2 separate regions of the Homo sapiens genome follow, and region 1 is linked to region 2. A link is an interaction called in ENCODE POLR2A ChIA-PET data of the cell type or tissue named here. Cell type or tissue: endothelial cell of umbilical vein. All regions are shown on one strand. Each heading gives the region's core, and the rest is flanking DNA. Links, peaks and the distances in the headings are about the cores only. Region 1 overlaps UCK2 (uridine-cytidine kinase 2). Region 2 has its middle 16 kb from the start of TMCO1-AS1.

Evidence for each region. Peaks named below come from ENCODE experiments on the same cell type or tissue, not always from the same donor. Only the 100,000 strongest peaks of a DNase experiment are listed, where the experiment ranks them.
Region 1: POLR2A ChIA-PET joins it to region 2 with 7 read pairs; 13 of 35 experiments call an interaction of 5 or more read pairs at or near these places.

Annotation. Positions count from the first base shown.
Region 1 is chr1:165,835,663-165,841,039 of GRCh38, reverse strand. The region is part of intron 1 of UCK2 (uridine-cytidine kinase 2); the gene reads right to left. Among named protein-coding and RNA genes, the nearest start is that of UCK2, 11 kb to the right of the region's middle. In endothelial cell of umbilical vein, for the core only: no CTCF peak of the experiment used is centred there; a DNase peak (open chromatin) is centred at 2,969.
Region 2 is chr1:165,781,746-165,787,122 of GRCh38, reverse strand. No RefSeq gene overlaps it. Among named protein-coding and RNA genes, the nearest start is that of TMCO1-AS1, 16 kb to the right of the region's middle. In endothelial cell of umbilical vein, for the core only: no CTCF peak of the experiment used is centred there; no DNase peak of the experiment used is centred there.

The sequences.
Region 1 (5,377 bases), core at 207-5,206, 54 kb before region 2:
AGATATTGGTCAAACACTACCTTGCCTCTAGCAGGTTATCAAGAAACAGTTGATAGGAGAGGTAGCAATGGGAGGGCTTTCTGTGGTGCTGGGAATAATCTATGTTCACCATATGATAATTCATTGAACCGTGCTTTTAGAATTTATACATTTTGCTAGGTGTTCTATTAGTAATTAAAAGGTTTTTTTAAAAAGATGCTAATAAACTGTTTTTTCTCCCCCTAACTACCTACTACAAAACAAGAGACCTTAACTCCTTTAGGAAAAAGGCACAACTTAACTACAGGAAAGGATCGCTAAGGCCTACAGAAAGCTGGTAAGACAAGAATAAGAAACTTCAAAGGTCGACCCAGGAAGAGGGTGCCCAATATCTGACTAGCTATGGGTCTTATCAGCAAAGAAGTAATAACTCACATTAGTCAGTGGGACTTAAACTATAAAGGCTCCTTATCACTATCAATGCCTCCATTCCTGGACCCTGTCAGGCACAGATGCCAGGGAGCAGTGCTGGCTAGAACTGGACGGCAAGACTGACCAAAGATACACTGGAGGGACAAGTTCAAGGGATCGATTGCACCACATGCTGACTATGGTCAATGGCAATGTATTGTATACTTGAAAATTGCCAAGAGAGTAGATTTCAATTGTTCTCACCACAAAAAAATGACTAAGTGAGGTAACAGATATGCTAATTAGCCTGATTTAACCATTCCACAATGTATACATACATTAAAACATTAATGGGCACACCATAAATATATTTTCATTTGTCAATTAAAATCAATGAATAACTATTTAAAAACATTTTTAAAGGCTGACCAGGCCGGGCACAGTGGCTCACGCCTGTACTCCCAGCACTTTGGGAGGCCAATGCCGGGGGATAACTTGAGGTCGGGAATTCAAGACCAGCCTGGCCAACATGGTGAAACCCCGCCTCTACTAAAAATACAACAAGTAGCCGGGCATGGTGGCACACGCCTGTAGTCCCAGCTACTTGGGAGGCTGAGGCAGGAGAATTGCTTGAACCCGGCAGAGGCTGCAGTGGGCCGAGATCGCGCCACACTCCAGCCTGGGCAGCACAGCAGGACTCTGTCTGGGGCGGGGGCCGGGGTGGGGGAAGGCTGGCCAACCAGCCTGTTCTGACAGCACATCTGCACAGAACATGAATCACGGTACCGGCAAGTGACCGGCCCACTGCAGAAGCATTGCTATGTATATACCTCTGCATACATTTTATCGTTTAACCCTAACACCTCTCCAAACCAGACATCATCTCCTTTTCACAGATGTAGGAATAGGTTCAGAAGAAACAGATTAAAAGTGGCCAAATAGGGATGTTAACACAAGCCTGGCTGACTCCAAAACCCACGCACGTTCTCCACTCCATCAAGCTTCCTGGGCTTACCTCAACAAGGAAGCATCTTCTGAACAAACCAGGGATTCTCTATCTTAACTTGAAGTGGACACATTATAAAGCTTCAATTCTATCACACCAAAAAAACACCTTAAACTCCACCAAGACCCAGCAAGAAGAGCCTCATGGCAGGCTAGGACTGAGTTCTTCCCAGAAGACAGGTCTAAAACACAAGCTTTTCCACCTTAACAATGGATGTCTCCTGACCCCTTCCTCCAGAAATCAAATGGCCAATCTGATGCCCACTTCAGCTTCTGTCATCCCTCTGTAGTCAGACAAGGAGGGCTCGCTCAGCTTGCATTTCCTTCCTGAAGAGTATTCACTACCTCTCTTGTTCAAACACTATGTATCACTCAATATTCTATTCCTTCTGCTCTCAAATGTTTACTTTCTCTACAAAAGGAGGTAGAGAAAAATGTAGCCATTGACTAATAAAAAAAGCATATCTTACCTCAATCAAAAAAAAAGCATTGAGTTAAACAAAATAGGTGACAGTTCTTTAAGAGCTTGACAATACGAATTTAAAGTTAAAAGTTTAAGTTAAAGTCACTCTCTGATTTTTTCTTTCTTTTTTTTTTGAGACGAAGTCTTGCTCTGTCATCCAGGCTGGAGTGCAGTGGCACGATCTCGGCTCACTGAAATCTCCGCCTCCCTGGTTCAAGTGATTCTCCTGCCTCAGCCTCCCGAGTAGCTGAGATTACAGGCACCCGCCACCATGCCCAGCTAATTTTTGTATTTTTAGTAGAGATGGGATTTCACCATATTGGTCAGGCTGGTCTCGACCTCCTGACCTCAGATGACCTGCCCATCCCGGCCTCCCAAAGTGCTGCGATGACATGCATGAGCCACTGCACCCAGCCTGATTTTTTTTAATGCACCACTAAACAGGCACCTAAGCCATCTAGCATGCACACTTACAAGACCAAGCTCAGTGACTGACAATGTGCCAGCAATCTTATCCAGGTGATGGTACCCCAAGAGGAAATACAAATGTGAACAGCAAAGGGACAACTATCCACATCCCCCAGCAACAGGTTTAATGTTAAAACTAGTATTAGAAGCAGTAACTGAGCAAAGTAACTCATTCTTCAACCATTCAACAGATATTTGAGTGTCTAATGTTTACAATTTTAAATAGAGTGATCATGAGAAGGAGACACGTGAGCAACACTTGAAGGAGGGAAGGTGGTTAACGATACTGATATCAAGAGATGCCCTGGCAGAATGAACAGCCAGTGCAAAGGATGCATTTCTAGGGCCCTCCCGATCTTGTTGTAGACTTAATTTACTAGGAGTAAAATGGGAAGCCACTGCAGGGTTGTATCAGAGCAGGGAATTATCCAACTTTCATTTTCACGGGATCACTCTGGCTGTTATGAGAATAGAATGTGTACACAAAGAAAGAAGAGGGAGATGGGTCAGGAGACAACTGCAATGATGCAACTGACAGATGATGATGACCTGGACCAGGGTAGAAGCAAAGGAGTGGAAAAGTGCTCAGGCTGCAGATATGTTGTGAAGGCAGGGCCAACAGGATTTCCTAAGGGAATGGATCCAAGTCACTTAGCGATTATGAATGCAAACATGTTTGAAGACTACAGTCCAACGTCAACACTCTTACCAGCCCATTCTTCATAAGCTCTCTCTAGACAGCCTGAGAGGCTACAGAAGAAATAAAGAGTAGTCAAGGATAACCCCGAGGTTTTAGGCCTGAGCAACTAGAAAGATGAAGCTGTCATCAACTGAGATGGTGAGGTTAAAGATTGAGCACGTTCAAGGGGTGAGATGAGGAGTTCAATATTGGAAATGTTGAGATTCCTATGATACACAGAGTTTGAAAAAAAATTACTTAATATTTGGTTATTCTACAAACATTTGAGAACCTCCTCATCCTTCCCGTTTTTGGACACTTGTTAGCTTCAGGCAATAGTGAGGTAAAACAAAGTCCCTGATCCTGAGAGCTCAGTCTAGAGAAGATAGACTAAACAAGCAAGGACCACACAGGGCAAGGGAAAAAAATTCTGTAACTGAGGTCTGTTTAGGATGCTTTGGCAACATAGAAGAGGAGGCCCCAAAAAGAGCAAAAGAGCAACACCTGCAAAGGCTTAAAAGTGACAGTAAGCATACTGAAGGGTCCCAGGACCTTCAGGAAATCTAACTGGTATCCAGTTGAGATGAATGTTAGCAAACGGCAGGGGATGTCAGTCTTTCAGAACCCCACCAAAGAAAGCTTACAAATGACTACCACTTACACAGGTTCAGATTCAAGAAGTACTTTGTGTGACCAGTGGTAACAATTACAGGATACTCAAGGCTAGTTACAGAACTGTCAAAATGTAAGGGCTTGTAAGGACCCTCTTCTGTAGATGAATATACAGATACTTAATAAGTAAGTGGCAACAGTGGGCTGGAACACAAGGGCTGTGGTTTGAAAGTGTCCTCCAAAGTTCACGTGTTGAAAACTTGATGCCCAATGTGGCAGTGTTGGGAAGTGGGGCCTGATGGGAGGTGTTTGCATCTTGGAGGCACCACCATCATGAACTGGATTAATGCCATTATCGTGGGAGCAGATTCGTTATGACAGGGGTGGGTTCCTTATAAAAGGAACCTCTTGTTTGAAACTTTTGTGCACGAGGACAGGCACTTCCCTCCCCCTCCTCTCCTCCTGCCCTTCTGCCTTCCAGGACGGGATGACCATGACACAGCAAAAAGGCCAGGTGTCAGGCACTCAATCTTGGACTTCTTAGCCTCCAGAACTGTAAGAAATAAATTTCTGTTCATTATCAGGTATTCTGCTATAGCAGTACAAAACAGACTAAGACACCAAGCTACCTAAATCAGTTGTCTTCAAACTAGGGTACATGAAAACTTCCTGAGCCACATGAAAGCAAGCATACTTTTTCACAATCAGGCTTCTCCCACTTTACAAAATAAAGGCCCATCACCCCTCCACTCTGAATCCATGCAAAAAGGTGATCTAAAATACTCGAGCTGATACTGGAAGATGAATGACTTAATGACTGAATAACAATTCCTTTTACAAGTCTGGAGGTTTCCAGTTTTCCTGCTTTCTACAAAATTAGAGGAGATGAATGGCAAGCTAGTTGATTCAAAAAATCCACTGTATTTTGACATATAATTTTAAAGGTAAAAACTGAGTCTAAGTGACCTTCATATAACAATATTCTGTCCATTTCCATCTACTTATTTATGTCAACAGGGTTCCTTAAAGCTTAGATCTATACAAATGAAAAATCTTATTCTAGTATTAAATAGTAATTATCCACAGAATCATCAAATAATTGGGGGTGGAAGGCTCTATCTCATCAAGATGTTTTCTTCAAAAAAATGTATAACATATCCATTTGGTTGTTTTTTTTGTTTTGTTTTTTGTTTTGAGACGGAGTCTTGCTCTTGTCGCCCAGGCTGGAGTGTAGTGGTGCAATCTCAGCTCACTGCAACCTCTGCTTCCTGGGTTCAAGTGATTCTCCTGCCTCAGCCTCCGGAGTAGCTGGGATTACAGGCACCAGCCACCATGCCCAGCTAATTTTTGTATTTTAGTAGAGACGGGGTTTCCCCATGTTGGCCAGGCTGGTCTTGAACTCCTGACCTTAGGTAATCTGCCTGCCTAGGCCTCTCAAAGTGCTAGGATTACAGGCATGAGCCACCGCGCCCGGCAGTATCCATTTGTTTTGATGAATTTTATACTAATAAGTACAGTAGTAATGCAATCGAAAAGAAATAAATACTTAGATTCATGAGAACAGGAAATAAAATTTTAATGTATACTTCTGTCACGTGTGATAGAACGACCAATAAAATATTTTCAAGCATAAAAATAAATGAAATTAAATTAATATTTTGCAGGGGAAGTGGAACTGAAATATGATTGAGGAAAAAAGAAAAATAAACATTTCTGACTCAAATAAGAGCTTGTTCATCTACATGTTTTAAAATGTATGA
Region 2 (5,377 bases), core at 106-5,105:
CACCAGTCTCCTAAAATTGGGATGCTTAAATGCCCAGGCAAAAGTGGCAATTGGTCAGAGGGTACTAGAAACCACAGGAGAAATGTGACACATTTTTCCAGAGTATCCATTTTATTTGATGCTGAGTAATTTAAAACATCACTCCCCCCCCCACCATCTTCCCCTTATTTATATCAAACAGATACAGAATGCATTTTCTAAGGCCCCTTCAGATGCACAGATGCATAGAATTAGATACATCATTATTCTCGACTCATGACACATTCTCATTGTTGGTGCATTCAAGACCCTCAATCCTTCATTCATTCATTCATTCATTTAAAATAATACAACAAATACACTTGACATTATCACCAACATGAAAACTAGGAAATGAATTTCCATTCATATTCACCTGTTTGATCTTCAGTTGTATCACCCAGCCTCTTCCCCATTCCAAGGTAACACTACTGAAATCATTCTGTTTTCCCTTTTAATGTCACATGTAAATATATTCAAAAAGAGTGGGGTTTTTTTGGGGGGAGGGAGTGTTTAGATGTTATTAACTTTATATGTAATCTTTAAGGACATATGCTTTTCACTTAATACTATATTGCTAGGATTAATCCACATTATGGCATATAATTATGGTACATTCACTTGGAGTGGATATAAATATATCCTTATTTATTTATGGGTGCACCTCCACTGCCCTGCAGGGTCCTGGGACACTGTGTGAGATGGGGAAGGTACTGATTTTTTATTTTTTGTAGAGGTGGTCCCTGTCCTCCAGGAGCTTCTAATTAATTTGTCTATTCCCTTGCCTGTTAATGGGCATTTGGGTTGTTTTCAGGTTTTGGTATTAAAAAGAGTGCTCACATGAACACTCTTGTATGCATGACCTGATACTCGTTAAAAAGTTTTTTTGAACTGGGGGCAGTGGCTTATTCCTATAATCCCAGCACTTTGGGAGGCTGAGGCAGGATGATCGCTTGAGCCCAGGAGTTCAAGACCAGCTTGGACAAGATAGTTGATATGGTTTGGCTGTGTCCCCACCCAAATCTCAACTTGAATTGTATCTCCCAGAATTCCCCCGTGTCGTGGGAGGGACCCAAGGGGAGGTAACTGAATCATGGGGGCTGGTCTTTTCTGTGCTATTCTCGTGATAGTAAATCTCACGAGATCTGATGGTTTTATCAGGTGTTTCCGCTTTTACTTCTTCCTCATTTATCTCTTGCCACTGCCATTAAGAAATGCCTTTGACCAGGCCTGGTGGCTCAGGCCTGTAATCCCAGCACTTTGGGAGGCCAAGGTGGGCAGATCACAAGGTCAGGAGATGGAGACCAGCCTGGCCATCATGATGAAACCCCATCTCTACTAAAAATACAAAAATTAGTTGGGCATGATGGCGTGCGCCTGTTGTCCCAGCTACTTGGAAGGTTGAGGCAGAAGAATCACTTGAACCCAGGAGGCAGAGGTTGCAGTGAGCCGAGATCACGCCACTGCACTCCAGCCTGGTGACAGAGTGAGACTCCGTCTCAAAAAAAAAAAAAAAAAAAAAAAAAAGAAGTGCTTTTTGCCTCCCACCAAGATTCTGAGGCCTCCCCAGCCACGTGGAACTGTAAGTCCAATTAAACCTCTTTTTGGTTTTAGTTTCGGTTATGTTTTTATCAGCAGCGTAAAAATGAACTAATACAATAGTGAAACCCTGCCTCTACCAAAAAAAAACAAAAAAAAATTTGCTGGGCATGGTGGCATGCACCTGTAGTCCCAGCTACTAGCAGGGTGAAGTGGGAGGATAGCTGGAGGCCAGAAGATCAAGGATGCAGTGAGCTGTGATTGTGCCACTTTACTTGAGCCTGGACAACAGAGCAAACTCTGTCTCAAAAAAAAAAACAAAGTTTCTTTTATGTATATGCCTAGGAGCAAAATGGCAGGTCAAAGGGCATGGAAATGTTTATCTTTACAGGATAACGCCAAATTGTTCCAAAAGCGCTATACCAATTTACACTCCCACCAGCAATGATTAAGATATTCTGATGATCTGTATCCTCCAGATATGGGCCAACTTTAAACATTTCTTTAACATATATATATCAGGTTTACCATTTTAAACATTTTTAAGTATATAGTTCAGAGACATTCAGTACATGCACACTGCTGTACAACCATTACCACCATCCATCTCTAGAACTTATCTTCTTCAACTGAAATTCTGTATCTAGGCTGGGCGCAGTGGCTCACACCTGTAATCCCAACATTTTGGGAGGCCGAGGTGGGCAGATCATCAGAGGTCGGCAGTTCATGACCAGCCTGGCCAACATGGTGAAACCCCATCTCCACTAAAAATACAAAAACTAGCTGGATATGGTGGCGCATGCCTGTAATCCCAGCTACTCGGGAAGCTGAGGTGGGACAATAGTTTGAACCTAGGAAGTGGAGGTTGCAGTGAGCTGAGATTACACCACTGCACTCCAACCTGGGCAACAGAGTGAGATACCATCTCAAAAAAATAAAATAAAATAAAATAAAATAAATCTGTATCTAAAAATATCTCTCAATTCTCCCCTCCTCCAGCCTAGGAAACCATCATTCTATTTTTTGTCCTGATGGATATGACTACTCTAGATACCTGTTTAAACCAAAAATAAAATTATAAGCACCATCCCCTCTTCCCCCCAACCCACACTATCAGAATGGAAGCCTTCTCTCGGCCAAGGGCATTCCAAAGTGAACTTGAAAAACTAGCTCAGGTCATTATGGAAGCAGGGAGCTGGATATGCCTAATTATACCCTCCTCTCTTTTGGAATTACTGACAGAACAGACTCTTAAAGTCTGATAAGAAATATTTACAGTCTATTCTCTGTGAAGCCTGCCACCTGGAGGCTTCATCTGCATGATAAAACCTTGGTCTCTACAACTTCTTACTGTAACCCAGACACTCATTGATAACTCTTTCAACCAACTGCTGATCAGAACATTTTAAAATGAGGAGGAGCCAAGATGGCCAAATAGGAACAGCTCCAGTCTACAGCTCCCAGCGTGAGCAACGCAGAAGATGGGTGATTTCTGCATTTCCAACTGAGGTGCCGGGTTCATCTCACTGAGGAGTGTCAGACAGTGGGTGCAGGACAGTGGGTGCAGCGCACCAAGCGTGAGCCAAAGCAGGGCAAGGCATCGCCTCACCCAGGAAGCGCAAGGGGTCAGGGAATTCCCTTTCCTAGTCAAAGAAAGGGATGATAGACAGCACCTGGAAAATCAGGTCACTCCCACCCTAATACTGCACTTTTCCAATGGTCTTAGCAAACGGCACACCAGGAGATTATATCCCGTGCATGGCTCGGAGGGTCCTACGCCCGTGGAGCCTTGCTCATTGCTAGCACAGCAGTCTAAGATCAAACTGCAAGGCAGCAGCGAGGCTGGGGGAGGGGTGCCCGCCATTGCCGAGGCTTGAGTAGGTAAATAAAGCGGCCAGGAAGCTCGAACTGGGTGGAGCCCACCGCAGCTCAAAGAGGCTTGCCTGCATCTGTAGACTCCACCTCTGGGGGCAGGGCATAGCCAAACAAAAGGCAGCAGAATCCTCTGCAGACTTAAATGTCCCTGTCTGACAGCTTTGAAGAGAGTAGTGGTTCTCCCAGCATGCAGCTGAAGATCTGAGAATGGACAGACTGACTCCTCAAGTGAGTCCCTGACCGCCGAGTAGCCTAACTGGGAGGCATCCCCCAGTAGAGGCAGACTGACACCTCACATGGCCGGGTACTCCTCTGAGACAAAACTTCCAGAGGAACGATCAGGCAGCAACATTTGCTGTTCACCAATATCTGCTGTTCTGCAGCCCCTGCTACTGATACCCAGGCAAACAGGGTCTGGAATGGACCTCCAGCAAACTGCAACATACCTGCAGCTGAGGGTCCTGACTTTTAGAAGGAAAACTAACAAACAGAAAGGACATCCACACCAAAACCCCATCTGTACGTCACCATCATCAAAGACCAAAGCTCGATAAAACCACAAAGATGGGGAAAAAACAGCAGAAAAACTGGAAACTCTAAAAATCAGAGCACCTCTCCTCCTCCAAAGGAATGCAGCTCCTCACCAGCAACGGAACTAAGCTGGACGGAGAATGACTTTGACGAGTTGAGAGAAGAAGGCTTCGGACAATTGAACTACTCTGAGCTAAAGGAGGAAGTTCGAACCCACGGCAAAGAAGTTAAAAACCTTGAAAAAAAAAATTAGACGAATGGCTAACTAGAATAACCAATGCAGAGAAGTCCTTAAAGGCCCTGATGGAGCTGAAAACCAAGGCAAGAAAACTACGTGATGAATGTACAAGCCTCAGTAGCCGATTCGATCAACTGGAAGAAAGGGTATCAGTGATGGAAGATGAAATGAATGAAATGAAGCAAGAAGGGAAGTTTAGAGAAAAAAGAATAAAAAGAAACGAACAAAGCCTCCAAGAAATATGGGACTATGTGAAAAGACCAAATCTACGTCTGATTGGTGTACCTGAAAGTGACGGGGAGAATGGAACCAAGTTGGAAAACACTGCAGGATATTATCCAGGAGAACTTCCCCAATCTAGCAAGGCAGGCCAACATTCAGATTCAGGAAATACGGAGAACGCCACAGAGATACTCCTTGAGAAGAGCAACTCCCAGACACATAATTGTCAGATTCACCAAAGTTGAAATAAAGGAAAAAATGTTAAGGGCAGCCAGAGAGAAAGGTCAGGTTACCCACAAAGGGAAGCCCATCAGACTAATAACTGATCTCTTGGCAGAAACTCTACAAGCCAGAAGGGAGTGGGGGCCAATATTCAACATTCTTAAAGAAAAGAATTTTCAACCCAGAATTTCATATCCAGCCAAACTCAGCTTCATAAGTGAAGGAGAAATAAAATCCTTTACAGACAAGCAAATGCTGAGAGATTTTGTCACCACAAGGCCTGCTCTAAAAGAGCTCCTGAAGGAAGCACTAAACATGGAAAGGAACAACCAGTACCAGCCACTGCAAAATCATGTCAAATTGTAAAGACCATCGAGGCTAGGAAGAAACTGCATCAACTAACGAGCAAAATAACCAGCTAACATCATCATGACAGGATCAAATTCACACATAACAATATTAACCTTAAATGTAAATGGGCTAAATGCTCCAATTAAAAAACACAGACTGGCAAATTGGATAAAGAGTCAAGACCCATCAGTGTGCTGTATTCAGGAAACCCATCTCATCTGCAGAGACACATATAGGCTCAAAATAAAGGGATGGAGGAAGATCTACCAAGCAAATGGAAAACAAAAAAAGGCAGTGGTTGCAATCCTAGTCTCTGATAAAACAGACTTTAAACCAACAAAGATCAAAAGAGACAAAGAAGGCCATTACATAATGGTAAAG